Linked DNA regions of Mus musculus: region 1 is linked to region 2. A link is a loop called in an ENCODE intact Hi-C map of the cell type or tissue named here. Cell type or tissue: gastrocnemius. All regions are shown on one strand. Links, peaks and the distances in the headings refer to the core of each region. The heading gives the core; the rest is flanking DNA.

The links. Peaks named below come from ENCODE experiments on the same cell type or tissue, not always from the same donor. Only the 100,000 strongest peaks of a DNase experiment are listed, where the experiment ranks them.
Region 1: a loop joins it to region 2, with 6 times the contacts of the local background. A loop is called at or near these places in 8 of 42 quality-filtered maps.

What each region holds. Positions count from the first base shown.
Region 1 is chr12:84,412,528-84,416,916 of GRCm38, reverse strand. It overlaps Bbof1 (basal body orientation factor 1), which reads right to left. Exons shown (of 12, transcript NM_028377.3): 3 at 3,588-3,653; 4 at 2,200-2,343. Among named protein-coding and RNA genes, the nearest start is that of Rnf113a2, 2.5 kb to the left of the region's middle. In gastrocnemius, for the core only: no CTCF peak of the experiment used is centred there; no DNase peak of the experiment used is centred there.
Region 2 is chr12:84,354,987-84,359,375 of GRCm38, reverse strand. It overlaps Fam161b (family with sequence similarity 161, member B), which reads left to right. Exons shown (of 9, transcript NM_001358283.1): 2 at 1,526-1,848; 3 at 2,899-3,452; 4 at 4,329-4,389. Among named protein-coding and RNA genes, the nearest start is that of Fam161b, 4.6 kb to the left of the region's middle. In gastrocnemius, for the core only: no CTCF peak of the experiment used is centred there; no DNase peak of the experiment used is centred there.

The DNA of each region.
Region 1 (4,389 bases), core at 240-4,239, 58 kb before region 2:
TGCTAGGAGAAAATTTAATAGATAAAGATCTATCCGCTATTTATTGATAATAAAAGAGATATTCTGAACAAAACAAAAACAACAAAAAACCAAAGGCTGGGAGTGTAGCTTAGTGGTAGATTGATTTCTTAAGCATACCCAAAGGCTCTGGGCTCAAGCACCAAAACAGAAAATAAAGAAGACTTCAAAGTTACATGAATATCCAATTTGGGTAAACTAAAGGGTTAAAAGGCCGTGTATTGGTGTAAGTGTAGTGTTATAAAAGATTATAACTCGATATGGGTAAATTTAACTTACACACTAAACTGTCTAAACAATATGCTGTTTACAGCTGAGAAACATAGAAGATTCTTGAGGGAAGTGAACAGAACATTTTAATTCCAGTGCTTGGGAGGCAGAGGCAAGAGAATCAGGAGCTCAGAGCTAGCCTGGGCTACAGGAGACCCTCCTCAAAATAAAATTAGGATGGGGGCTTGGAGAGATGATTCAGCAATTAAGAGCGTGTATAGGTCTTGCAGAAGACCAGAGTTCAGTTTCCAGTCCCCACATCAGTCAGCTAACAACTGCTTATAGCTCCGGCTCCAGAGGATCCAGTCTCCAGAGGATTCTGGCCTCTGCCTGTACATGAACACACATGTATACCCCACCCCCCAACACCCATGCACATAATTAAAGATAAAATCTTTGAGACAAAAAGAATAAAAACCAAATAAAGATGGGGAGGCTTGTGTCTGTAATCTCAGCACTGTGAGGCTAAGACAGAAGTGGTGTTTCAATTATGAGGCCAGACTGGGCATACGAAAAGAACGCAGCCAGCTGTTATAACAGGAGGGAGTTTCAAGCAACCAAAATGCATAAATATTCCTATTGCAGCTGTGTATACTTAGGGGTATAAGGGTGTGTGGTTTTAAAGTATGCTTGCAATTCTTTGACACTATCTTCAAATGACAGAACCTAATTTCCACCCTTAGAATGTGGACCAGATTTAGAGACTTGGTTCCAAATAATAGTCTATGGGAGAAATGTTGCGGTGCCACTTGCAAGGATAGGGATACAGGTCAGGATAGAATGCGTTCATAGCACACACGAGGGCCCGGGAACGAAAACACACACACACACACACACACACACACTCTCTCTCTCTCTCTCTCTCTCTCTCTCTCTCTCACACACACACACACACACACTCTCTCTCTTTCTCTCTCTCTCTCTCCCTCTCCCTCTCCCTCTTCCTCTCATACTCTCTCTCTCTCTCTCTCTCTCTCTCTCTCTCACACACACACACACACACACACACACACACACACAGAGGATAGCTTCTGCCCAGCTCTTGAATTCTTGAAGTTTTCACTCTCAGCGTCATCTGACATATAACAGGAACACTCAAGCAAGTTCCTGAGGGGCCCAGGGGAACAGTGCTGAGGCCTGCCACCCATCACTAGCAACACCTGCTCAGCCATATGACACAGGCATAAGCTTTAATTGGGCATTCAGATGACTCTGAATGCAGCTATACCATGGAAATCAGCAAATAGTATGAAACAGGCCTTTCAGGAAAATTCATGGATCCCTCTCTATACAGGCTTCTAGGTTTTTTTTTCCCTCAAATTGTCCCTCTTCATCCCAAACACACTGTCCAGTAGAATTCTTCTACCTACCCACTGATAGTTCCTAAGAACTGGGGGGGGGGGGCTTCAATTCAAATCAAAGGTTCATCTTCTGACTAACATGGAGAGGTGTGTTGGCTAAGACTGACAAGCACACAAAGAAATTAATGCCTAGGAAAAGATCATTATCAGGCAGGTGAACTGAATCAACAGATAAAGGTGTTTGCCACCAAGCCTGACCACCTAAGTTTGATCTCTGGAACACAGCAGAAGGAAAGAACTGACTCTACAAGATGGCCTTCTCTGACCTACACATGGATGTACCCCACAAACACATTTAGAAAATAGATATGTGGATAAACAGAAAACAGAAAACGAGGGCCGGACATGGTGTCCCAGGCCTTTAATCCCAGCATTCGGTGGTTTAACCTTCAGTAAATGTAGTTCCAGGGGATCCAGCATCCTTGTCTGGCTTCCTCCAGCACCAGAAATGCAAGTGTACTTACATACATGCAAGCAAAACATGCGCACATATAAAATAAAAATAAATCTTTTTTTTTAAAAGAGGAGAAATGAAGAAACAGAAACTTACATCATCTAATTCTTTCTCCACTTGTATTTTTCTCTTCTGGAATTGTTTTATTGTCTTTAGCTCTGTCTGAATCATGCCGATTTCCTTGGCTTTTTGATGAAACTGTCCCTCCAACTCACTCACTTGCAGAGCATACTTTTGTTCCTGTATTCAAAAAAACAAGAAAGTTAATGAGTTAGAAAAAAACAAGTGTTCTTTACAGCCATGCTTTATTTAAGGCCTGAGCCATTTGTACAACTTCTTAAAAGAACTGCCCTTCTTTATGTTGCATAAAGCTATAATTTTTGCATGAAATTTCAATTCCTGTAAAATGATACCAACAGCCTTAAATAAGAAACAAATTCTAGACTTTTTTTTCTTTTTTTTTTTTGTCTGTGTGGCTCTGTGAGTTGAATGTGTGGTTAGCAGGTAAAACCCTAGGTTCAGTCTCTAGCAACAAACAAACAATTTTGGACTCTTTCCAGTAATCTAAACCAAATTAAAACCCCTCTAAGGAAATAAAACCCAAACCAATTAAGAGTCCTCTAAAGCTCACAGCTTCTGTGTTTGGTAGCACAATCCTACAGAAAGGAGTTTCATATTAAATTTAAGACAGGCCCTTCCCGGGCTGGTGAGATGGCTCAGTGGTTAAGAGTACTGACTGCTTCTTCTTGAAGGTCCTGAGTTCAAATCCCAGCAACCACATAATCTGACTCCCTCTTTTGGAGTGTCTGAAGACAGCTACAGTGTACTTACATATTATAAACAAACAAACAAACAAACAAATATTTAAAAAGACAGGACCTTCCCACTTAGCTTCCCTTGAAGTTCCTTAGCTCCCCACTACTATCTCACTATATAGCTTAGGCTGGCCTTGAACTCTCAGCAGTCCTACTGCCTGAACCTCCTGAATACTAAATTGCAGGAATGAGCCACCACACTTGGTTTTCACTTAGTTTTTTGGGAAAAAGCTTGCCTGAAACCCTGGGTCCGATCCTCAGCACCACAGGGAGGAAGGTTTGTGCAGCTTTGATCAAAGGTTTGTATTGATATGCAGAGGGAAAAACACCCCTCTTCCAACATTTCAAACTATTTTGAACTCTTTCTAGTAATCTACTGGAGGTTGTATTAGTATCCTGAGATTGTTACTGTAGTAGGCCTTGTAATGAGGTCATCCTACTGATGTCAAACAAGTGCATGGGGCTTTATTTTATTTTATTTTTTTTTGTTTTTTTTTGTTAATGACCCAGAGATTGATCCCAGGGCCTTGTGGGTGGTGGGCAAATGCTCTAGCACTGAGCCATCTTCTGGACCTTCTTTTCACTTGTTCCTATTCAGTCTAAAATAACCAAACACACTAGAAATCTGACTCCCTAATAAGTAAATAATTCGTAGATGCTGAGACTCACCAATTTTTCCTTCTCTTCCTGGGCTTTTTCCTTTGTTTTAGCCAACTGCTGCTTCAGTTTTTCTATCTGTAGAAGGTAAAATGGGAGAGTAAGGAAGATGCAGACATTGCTCTGTCTTGTTTCTATTCGTATTCTTTATTATTTTTCAGTAACATTAAAGCCAGTGAGGCAGGAAAGACAGTGAATTAGGAGGAGAAGGAGGGACAGGGATTTCCTCATACACTTAATCTGCTACTGGCAGTTTCTGAAATCTAGCTGTCATCAGAACTCTGTGGATAACACTTTGTTGTTGCTGTTGCTGTTGCTGTTGCTGTTGTTGTTGTTGTTGTTGTTGTAAAAAGCACCATGTGGGGCTGAGGAGATGGCTCAGTGGTTTAGAGTGTTTTACTGTACTTGCAAAGGACCCAGGTACAATCCCTAACACCTGCATGGTGGTTCACAACTGTGTGTAACTCCAGTTCCAAGGGATCTGACATCTTCTGACCTCTGCAGTCTTCTGCATGCATGTGGTACACACACACACACACACACACACACACACACACATCACAATGTTACATTTACTCTGTCAACCATTTTTAAGTGTGCAGGTTAGTGGTGTTAAGTACAATCAAGCTGTTACAGAAAAGAGCTCTAGAACATTTATTTTATATATTTTGCAATTCTCCCCCCCCCCCCGCCCCCGCCCCCCGCCATCCTCTCTGCCTCTGGCAATTACTATCTACTTTGTTTCTGTGGGTTTGGCTGGAATCCTACAACATTTGACCTCCTGTGACTGGCTTATATCATTTAACATAATATT
Region 2 (4,389 bases), core at 315-4,314:
CCTCCCGTGTTCTCCCTCTGCTCTCACCGGAAAACAGACTTCATGACTGTACAGGCTGGTTTTGTGTCAACCTGACACAGGCTAGGATCATCCCAGAGGAAAGAGCCTCAGTTAAGGAAATGCCTCCATGAGAACCAAGTGTAAAGCATTTCTCAGTTAGTGATCAATGGGAGAGGGCCCAGCCCATGGTTGGTGGGGCCATCCTTGGGCTGGTAGTCCTGGTTTCTGAGAAGGCAGACTAAACAAGCCAGAGGAGAAAACCAGTAAGCAGCACTCCTCTGTGGGCTCTGCATCAGCTTCTGCCTCCAGGTTCCTGCCCTGCTTGAGTTCCTGTCCCGACTTCCTTCATTGATGAACAGCAATGTGGAAAGTGTGAGCCAAATAAACCCTTTCTTCCCAACTTGCTTTTTGGTCATGGTGTTTCATCACAGCAATAGAAACTCTTATCTAAGACAATGGCACACTAGGCACCCAACCCATGTTATCTTGTATGCACACATGGATGGATGTAATTTGATGCTTGTCTTAGTCAGGGTTTCTATTCCTGCGCAAACATCATGACCAAGAAGCAAGTTGGGGAGTAAAGGGTTTATTTGGCTTACACTTCCATACTGCTGTTCATCACCAAAGGAAGTCAGGACTGGAACTGAAGCAGGTCAGGAAGCAGGAGCTGATGCAGAAGCCATGGAGGGATGTTCTTTACTGGCTTGCCTCCCCAGGCTTGCTTAGCCTGCTCTCTTATAGAACCAAGACTACCAGCCCAGTGATGGTCCAACCCACAAGGGGCCTTTCCCCCTTGATCACTAATTGAGAAAATGCCTGACAGTTGTATCTCATGGAGGCATTTCCTCAACTGAAGCTTCTTTCTCTGTGATAACTCCAGCTGTGTCAAGTTGACACAAAACTAGCCAATACAATGCTGTTGCTTTACAGTGCTGGGAAATGAGGCCCACGTTTGATCCCCTTGAGCACGCTAGGCAAGGCCACTGCACTTCACTCGTAGCCCTTAGAACCTTTAAACTCTATTTGGGAGTTCCACTTTCCATGCTGCTCTTTCTCCAAGATACATCGTCTCCCCACTAATCATCCATTCCTGGCGATGGTGTGGAAACTGGTTAGAGTATGAGAAAAGTAAGGGTGTCAGTGAGAAAATAAGAAAAGGAAGAAGGGTAAGAATTATATAAAGTTCAAGTGAACTGGGAGCAGAATGTAGCCAGGTCATGGGCAGGATTCCTGGAGCACTGGAAGCATACTGTGTGGGTCAGGTTAGGTACCCAGAGTCCTCTTTCTGTGCTGAATGGAGCAGAGAACTGCCCTTAGCTCTTCTGCAGCCTTTGCTATGCACAGCCAGGCACATACACACGCTGTGTTGTTCAGTGCCTTTTGAATGAAGAATGCATCTTACTTTCTGTTGCCCCTTCCTGGTCCCTGATATACCGAAGCAGTCAAAGTGAAGCTAGAGCCATGTCTTGAGAACCTTTGAAATTAGAGTTTAAGTCTCACTGATGTCTGGTTTTTTTTTTAGATATTTCCTCCCAAGTCGTCCTCCTCAGACACTGAGCCAGAAGATGAGCAGTTTGGAGAAGGGCTGGTTTTGCCCAGAGCTGGCAAACTCCATGAGTTCCTCAGCCCGGAGGAGGACACAGATTCTACTTCCGACTCCACGGGGAGCTTTTATAGAACCCCACAGGTTCCGAAGCAGAGAGGCCGGTGGGATGTATTGGAGTCTCTCTTCCAGTCTGATCCAGACAGTGATCTGAACGACGCTGAGGATGAGGAAGACTTGGAGAGCTTCTTCCAAGACAAGAGCAGGGGGAAGCCACAGGTCCAGGACCCTCCATCTCTTAGGTAAGGCATTGCACTCAGTGGCTGCCATGCTCCAGCACACCAGAACAGTCATACCATGTCTCAGGGCCTTGCCTTTCCCTCTGTAAGGCCACCTCTGCACGTTACCACTTATCTAAGACGCAGCCCCGTTAGTTCTCGGATCTGCTGCACGGTGTGATTCCTTTTAAATATATTCATGTCAGTGGGTATGCATACCATGCTCACGCCTAGTCACCACGGAGAGCAGGGGAACATTGGATTCCCTGGAACTGGAGTTACAGACAGCTCTGAACTGCCACGTGGGTGCTGGCAATCAAACCCAGGCCCCCTGGAAGAGCAGCAAATGCTCTTAACTGCTGAGCCATCTCTCTAGCCCGCGTGTCTTGGTTCTTACCCAGTGATCCTTAGTAACTGTGGGCAACACTTAGTTCATGAGTTAGTGGAACTGAGCAAAGGATGCCTTTCCCAAACATCTTTTCCTCCACGAACGACAAGGTTTATTGTCTGTGACACATCTCTCAAATCATATATGTGCGCTCTCTCTCTCTCTCTCTCTCTCTCTCTCTCTCTCTCTCTCTCCAGGGTCTCATGTAGTCCATGGCCCCAAACTCTTGAACTTCCCAGTTACAGCTCTCAAAGGCTTCAGGCCTGTCATGCCACCACACTGCCTTTACCAAATGTAATGTACTCCCTTCCCAGTGACCTTATAAGTGGGTAAGATCTCTGCCACTCTACATGGGAAATCCAAAAACCTGACGTTCCAATTGGATCCTTCTGACTCGGTGGCCCTGTGCTAGCCGACTACACTGTATGCAGTTATCAGAATGCAAGTGGCAATTCCTGTATGAATTCTTAGATAGTTCCTGTTGGGCTGCTAGGAGTGCCTGTGTTGTAGCAAGAAGGGAAACCTAGCTGATAGGGTTAAAAACTTAGAGGCCTTTGGGGCTTTGGGATCAAGACTAAGAAGTCTCTTGGTTACGATCTGCTGGGCAGGGAGGAAATGGAGGAGGGTCTCTGGGAGGAACCTCACCTCCTGTTTGCTGGGTCCACACAGAACCACTCTCTCCCCAGGCATGGCTCCATGAGGCGCTGCAGCTCCATGACTAGCCTTCCCTCTGACATTCCCAAGGCTCGGATCCTGCCAACCTCAGACTCTGGGCCTCCCTCCCAGCACAGAAGTGTTTGCTCTTGGGCATCTTCCATCACCGTCCCTCAGCCATTCCGCATGACACTGCGTGAGGCCCGGAAGAAGGCCCAGTGGCTGGCCTCACCTGCCTCTTTTGAGCAGGAAAGGCTACAGGCCCAGAAGCAGGGCGAGGAAGAGGCGGAGTGCCATCGGCAGTTCCGGGCCCAGCCTGTGCCGGCACACGTCTACCTGCCCCTCTATCAGGAGATCATGGAGCGCAGAGAGGCAAGGAGGCGCGCTGGGATTCGGAAGAGAAAGGAACTCCTTCTCTCCTCCTTGAAGCCCTTCAGCTTCCTTGAGAAGAAAGAACAGCAAAAGGAAGACGCTCCACAGAGAGACTCGGCTGCTGTGGCTCAGACCAAGGTCTCCCCAAAGAAGGCCACTTCTAGGAAGATCCCCAAGTCCATTCTAGAACCAGCCCTTGGCGACAAACTCCAGGGTAAGGATAACCTTGGCATCTCTGGCTACCTGTGGGCTGGTGTTCCCAGAGGTGCTGCAGGAATTCAGGGTCAGTTCAGGGATTACGGTGGGATGGTGATAGATAACCTGTGCTCCGTGAGCTGGGTCCGTCCCACAGTGGCTCTCAGCCTTCCCAATGCTGCGACCCTTTAACACAGTGCTTCATGTTGTGGTGACCCCCACACCTTTAACACAGTGCTTCATGTTGTGGTGACCCCCACCCCTTTAACACAGTGCTTCATGTTGTGGTGACTCCCCAACCATAAAATTATTTCCTTGCCACTCCATAACTGTAATTTTGCTACTGTAATGAATCATGATATACTATCTGATATGTAGAATATCTGATACATGACACCCACCCCCAAAGGGGTGGAGACCCACTGACTGAGAACCACTGATCTGTAGGGCGGTCCCACAGCAGCCCTGACCCCAGGCTCAGCCTGGTGGCCTCTCAGTAAGCACACACTACAGCCTCTGGACTCGCATAGGTATGGAAGCAAACACCACGCGACATAAAGGACCTCCATCAGTCAGTGCCACCTCCAGCCTGCTGCCCCTGGGAAGGCCACCTCCCCAGCCCTCATCTCGGAGAGGAGTGAATTCCTCAGGGGGACAATTGTTAACTTTGTTTGTTTGTTTGCATTTACCACTGGTATTAGCACACTACTGTTAGTGTTTAAAGGGGGAAAGCATGGGCTTGTGGTTGCCTACGCATGTAATCCCTCAGAGTCAGGAGGTCAAGGCCGGAGGGTTTAGATAAACCAGAGACTGATCTGGGCTACGAAGTGAGTCTGTCTCTAAAGGGGACGGGGAAGCATTCTCCAGATCCTCTTCTTTGATTGCCTCTTCACAGAAGCGGAGCTCCTCAGGAAAATCCGAATCCAGATGAGGGCCATGGACACTCTCCGGATGGC